Regions from separate parts of the Homo sapiens genome. Here region 2 is linked to region 1. Evidence: chromatin loops called from intact Hi-C (ENCODE). Cell type or tissue: Caco-2. All regions are shown on one strand. Each heading gives the region's core, and the rest is flanking DNA. Links, peaks and the distances in the headings are about the cores only.

Evidence for each region. A loop is a pair of places that touch in the nucleus more often than their neighbours do. Peaks named below come from ENCODE experiments on the same cell type or tissue, not always from the same donor. Only the 100,000 strongest peaks of a DNase experiment are listed, where the experiment ranks them.
Region 2: a loop joins it to region 1, with 7 times the contacts of the local background. A loop is called at or near these places in 7 of 110 quality-filtered maps.

Annotation. Positions count from the first base shown.
Region 1 is chr12:3,966,529-3,969,433 of GRCh38, forward strand. No RefSeq gene overlaps it. Among named protein-coding and RNA genes, the nearest start is that of LINC03141, 44 kb to the right of the region's middle. In Caco-2, for the core only: no CTCF peak of the experiment used is centred there; DNase peaks (open chromatin) are centred at 1,323 and 2,057.
Region 2 is chr12:4,030,235-4,033,139 of GRCh38, forward strand. No RefSeq gene overlaps it. Among named protein-coding and RNA genes, the nearest start is that of LINC03141, 20 kb to the left of the region's middle. RefSeq lists a silencer at 928-1,167. In Caco-2, for the core only: no CTCF peak of the experiment used is centred there; DNase peaks (open chromatin) are centred at 1,257, 1,721, 2,002 and 2,679; H3K4me3 peaks cover 929 bases.

The sequences.
Region 1 (2,905 bases), core at 255-2,754:
GGGTTTTTAAAAAGTGAGGATAAGCACTGAGACCTCAGGCATCTCGGGTATTCTTCAGAATCATCTCTTTTAAGGAAATCTTCCCTGGCTTCCCACTGGTTTCTCTCTGAAAGTTTAGCAACTTACTCTACAGAAATATTTCCAGCGACAGCATCATCCATCAATCCCTGTCTGTGCAGAGTAGGAATGCACACATGTTCTTTTCCTGTCTTCACTGACTCCCGGGCAGAGCAAACTCAAAATATTCATGTTCACCTAACTCCCAGCTGCTCTATTGGTAGCAGTACCCCTTTCCATTTTTTATGACACTTTACATTATCCTCATTGATCCTCACAACAAGCTCTGTGAGGTGGGGGCTATTATCATCCCATCTTACCTATAAGAAAATTGCAGTTCAGAAAGGTGAAGTAACTTGTCCAAGGTCATCCTGTTCATAAATGGCAGACCTGGGACCTGAGCCCAAAGGGTCTGACTACAGAGATTGTGTTCTTATCACAATCTCGTACCATCTTTCCAGATGTGTGTGCACGTACCTGTGTATGGGTGTGTACACCCAAGTGCAAGGCTTGCGGTGGGAGAACAGGGAGTATAATTTCTTTCTAGGCCGGGCGCGGTGGCTCACGCCTGTAATCCCAGCACTTTGGGAGGCTGAGGTGGGCAGATCATGAGGTCAGGAGATTGAGACCATCCTGGCTAACACGGTGAAACCCCATCTCTACTAAAAATACAAAAAAAAAAAAAAATTAGTGGCGGGCTCCTGTAATCCCAGCTGCTCGGGAGGCTGGGGCAGGAGAATGGTATGAACCCGGGAGACAGAGCTTGCAGTGAGCCGAGATCGTGCCACTGCACTCCAGCCTGGGCAACAGAGGAGACTCTGTCTCAAAAGAAAAAAAAAATTATTTCTGACCACTCAAACACTTTGAGGGAAAAGTCAACATCTAAGAGGTATTGTATTGCTCTTGCTTATCAACATAATAACCATTTTTATTAATGCTCGTGTTTATAAAATACTCATTATTTTTGAATTTTTTTTTTATTCCAGAAATGAAGACTGGAGAAGCAATGGGACACACAGGCAATGGGGCTAGGCATTGGTTGTCCCCATTCATTCATGCAGCAAATGGCCATTGCGTCCCCTTCCTGTGCTAAACCTGTGCAGGTGCTGCCGGACTTCCTGGACATAAGACCCTGTCCGGGCACTCACCACCATCATGCTTGAGGCCCTGCCCTGGTGTCAGTCTTTCCACGATGCTGACTGGCAGTGTGTCGGGACAGTCCCCAGGCAGGCCTCCCGGATACCTGTCTAGATTATCTCTGTGGTGGATGTAGCCTTTGCCCCAGCATTCACCAGTGACAAGAGAAGAATGTACTTTCATTCTTCCCAGGCTCTACCTGGGTGTGGTGGATGCTGCTGTCACTAGAAGGCTACTGTAAATAAAGCCTGCTTAATCTCCTTAGCCGGATGGCTGTGTCAGCCGGGTTGGAGCCGCCAGAAAAGCAGCCCATGCTTTAGATTCCCCAAATTGTTAGAGGCCGTGGGTGAGCCACAGCAGATCCCCCTGCACGGAAAAGCCTGCATTGGCTTGCCTGCTGATCAGGGTGTGCTCTGTGGGGCTTCTTCACCAACACAGAGAGTCTGAGCAAATTCCCAGGACACCAGGTGAGTGGGCAGCTTCCAGTGTTATGGCATCCACATTCTTCAATCCACTTATTCCTGGATGGGACTGTCCCTTAGAAGAAAATGGGTCCAAATATTTGCAATTGGGCCCCAGGAAAATGCAAGACTTAATGTTACCACCAACCTAGATCTCCTACGAGTTTACTGTTTAATGTTGATTAATTGCCCATTTTATCAAGCATCCCGTAGTTTCCATATATAGCGACTATCCTATGCATATCAGTTAGCCATACCACAATGGTGCTATGAGAACAGCCACCCCAACATTCAACAGCATACAACTATAAGCATTTCCTCCTAGCTCAGGTATCAACCAGTGGGTCATCCAGGGGTTGGCTGACCCAGGGTAGGCTCAGCTGGGCTTGGCTGCAAGCTATGGATTGGTTTCTGGTCTGCTCTATGTCTCATCCTGCTGGGGCTACAGGCTTCCCAGGGAAAATTCATCCCAGAGCAAAGGATGGGTGCACAAGAGGGCAAGACCCGCCAGCTGAGCATATTGAAAATTTTGCTCTTGTCCTTTCTTCTCACAGATTGTTGTCCAAAGAAAGTCCTATGCCAGACCCAAAGCCCAGGGCAGGGCAGTACACGCTGCCCACCAGCAGGCCATGGCAAAGGTGTTTATGCACATCACTGTGGGAGACTGAAGAACGGGTACCAGGGATCAATCGGCCACCATGTAAAGTCTGAGAGAAAGATGCCCCAGCTATTCTTAAGACTTTCAAAATAGGCTTCCAGTTCATTAAAAAGGTGTCATGATATTCTTTTCAAAATTCTTCCAAATTCCTTTCATTTCAAATGCAAATAAATTTGGCTGTGCAATATTTTCAGAAAAGAGAAGGGAGGAGATGGCACACATTGCAAAATCAAAAAGGCAGGGTCACCCAGCTTCGAAGGGAAAGCAGGACATGTGAATGGAGAGCTGTGTTTTAGTCATGCTACAAAGGCAAGTCTTTGAGACTAAGCTCAAGCTCATTTCTAAATCTCCTGGTCTCATCTTGAGTAAGTAAAACCATAGTTAGGGCAGGTTGCTAGCTCCCTTCCTCCCACCCACCTTTCCCCCATGGCCCGACTTCATCTATAAGATTATTCAGGGACTTTTCAAGTCACTTGATATCAAGAAGTGAAGCAGCTTGCATTCTTTCCTTGCGTGGTACTGTTATTAAAAGTTTAGTGCCGGCTGGTGCAGTGACTCACGTCTGTAATCCCAGCACTTTGGGAGGCCGAGG
Region 2 (2,905 bases), core at 231-2,730, 64 kb after region 1:
TCAACTTCCACCACCTTATCTGTTAAATGGGTATGATAATTCTTTACTTACCTGGGGATAATTTAACTGTTCTGATGGGGTACAAAATAGAAGTGGCCTCTGTCCTTTCTAGTGGAAGAGATAGTAAGCAAATAAAATTAGAAAATTACAGCTTTTAACATAGGCATGATGGAAAACCGCAGGGTGTCACGTGGGAGTAGCAGTGGGACCTCATTCAGATTGGGGCACAGGGAAGGCTTCACTAGTAAAATGCCATTTATGCGGAGACCTGAAGGATGAGTTAGGAATTGGCCAAGAGATAGTGAAGGAAACAGCACGCGCAAAGGCCTGAGGCAGGAAAAAGCTGGGGGAGAGGGGCAGTAATTTCAAGCAGCCCAGAAAGACCACTGGGATAAAGCTGGATGGAGAGGGACAGAGATGCTCAGAGGTACTAAGGTGGGGGAATGACATGATGCCATTTACATGTTGAGAAAAGCACTTGGGCCGCTGCGTGGAAAATCGTTTGGGGCTGAAGTATAAGAACTGGATCTCGGTTCTTACAAGAACCTGAATCTTAGCGCCAAGGACTCTAATGATCCTGCTCAAACCTCTCATTTGAAACACGAGAAAAAAACCCCAAAACACCAGAACTACAATTGTGAGAAGCCTTGGCCAGGATCGCACGTTAATCTGGTTGTAATGTAGCTGTGAACTAGGGTCTCTGACTGCTCTTCCGCGATTTATGAGCCCGTGCCCCCCTCCCCCCGCTGCCTTCTGCAATGGTGGAGTGGCCAGGAGATGACTGCCGGGCGTCGGAGTTTTGAGGCAGGCGAGGGTGGCTCGCAGGCCAGGCTCCTGCGGTCCGGGGAAGATGCGCAGCAATGCGCCTCCAAGCCGGGCCCAGGCCGAGCGCCTCTCGCCGCCGCGCACATTCCGGAGGGGGACCGCGGGGCTCAAAGGGCCTGCGGCGTAGGTGGCTCAGCCCTTTCCTTGGCTTTCCCTCCAGGGCCATACTTGCCGAAACCCACTGCCTGAGCCTCCCGCCCGCCCGCCGCGCCCCCGCCCGGGGCCGGGAAACGAGCAGGGACAACTCCCCGCCCGCGCCTCCCCGCGCCCGGCGGCCCGGCTAGCAACCCAGAGGCGCGGCGCTGCGATTGGCTGCGCGGGGGAGAAGGGGCGCTGCGCTGCTCCAATCGCCGGCCGCGCCCGGAGGCCGCGCCGCCAGGAGGCCGCGGACGCGTGCTCGCATGCCTGTGGTATTTGCTCAGAGGGGCATGACCACTTCGGGCAAGCCTTTAAATGTGAGTCAGCTTTCGGCCGATCCCTGGGAAAAATTCCTTCGGTGTTGTCAGGCAGGGTTCGCTAGCTGCAGCTTTTTTTTTTTTTTTTTAAACAATTCAAAAGGGATAATCCCGCTGAATGGGGAAAGGCATTCGGACCCCGTCTCCCCGGAGGAGAGGCCGTGGGCAGTGCCGGGGGCCAGGCCTCCCCGACTCTGGGCGGCCCCGAGGGGCTGGTTTTCTGGAGGGTCAGGGCACCTGCCCTTTCTTCCCTGCGCCCTCTCCCCAACTTCAGCAGGGCACAAAGGGCCGGGGGGCACGTAGACCGCGGGGCGAGCAGTGCCCCCTGGAGTTGTGCCCGGTCCCGGCCTCCCTTTCTCCCCTCTCTCCGCGCTTCTGCTCCTGGACCCGGCCTGGGGAAGCCGAGCGGTTCTAGGTCATCTCTCCACCTCCCTAAGCTTCAGTTTCCTCATGGGCGAAGGGGAAGGCGGACAGTAGAGGAAGTGAGCTGGCCTGGGAGTGTGGAAACTTGGCGTGTTCTCCCAGCTTAGTCTTACTAACGTGCTTGGGCAAGCCCCTTCTGCACTCCCGGCCTCAGTTTCCCCATCTGTAAGATGAGAGAGCCGGTCTGGAAGAGTCCATGAGTGTAGTGACATCAGGCGATCGCGGTACCCCTTCCTGGGGCCTGTGGGCGCGGGGTGGATAAAGCCCTGTGACTTGCCCGCCTGCTCCTGCACAACTCCATAGCTGCTCCCCCAGGCCACCCAGCTTCCCCTCCCAACGTCATCTTAGAGACGCCCAGTAGGCAGGATTGGGAGCACCAAGGGGAAAGAAGACCAAAAAAGGCCGAGGGCTGAGGGAAGTGAGTTGGGACTGGAGGGGTTTATGTGCAATTTGATTTTAAACGAACATCTTGTGCAGAAGAAGAGGCAATTTGGCACCTGTTACTGGTGGGTTAATAGCTTAGGCACTCTTGGTAATGGGGATACAATACTGTGAAGACCAGATTAGCCGACTGTGGCAGCAAATTATGAGTTGACCGGAGGCTGGGTGCGGTGACTCGTTCCTGTAATCCCAGCACTTTGGGAGGCCGAGGTGGGTGGATCACCTGAGGTCAGGAGTTCGAGACCAGCTTGGCCAACATGGTGAAACCCCGTCTCTATTAAAAATACAAAACATTAGCCGGGCGTGGTGGCAACTGCCTGTAATCCCAGCTACTCGGAAGGCTGAGGCAGGAGAATCGTTTGAACCTGGGAGGCGGAGGTTGCAGTGAGCCGAGGTTGCACCATTGCACTCCAACATGGGCAACAAGAGTGAGACTCCGTCTAAAAAAAAAAAAAAAAAAAAAAAAAAGAGTTGACCAGAGAGATGCCATAGAATCTCTGCGCTTGGGAATCTTTGAAAGATAAGGCAGGCACCACCCTCCCTCCTTTGAAGGGCTTTGAAATCCAGGCAGAGTGAAACTCTTAGAGCGCTCTGAATCAAGAGACCATTGGAGCACTGGCTACTTCTGTGTGTGAGAAGTGTGGTTTGGTAAAAAAGAGCATTGCACTGTGCTGCTAACACAGGGGTGTGACCTTGGGCAAGTCACTTGCCTATTCTCAGTCTCCTTTTCATCTGCAGCAGGATGAGGGATTAAGCTAATT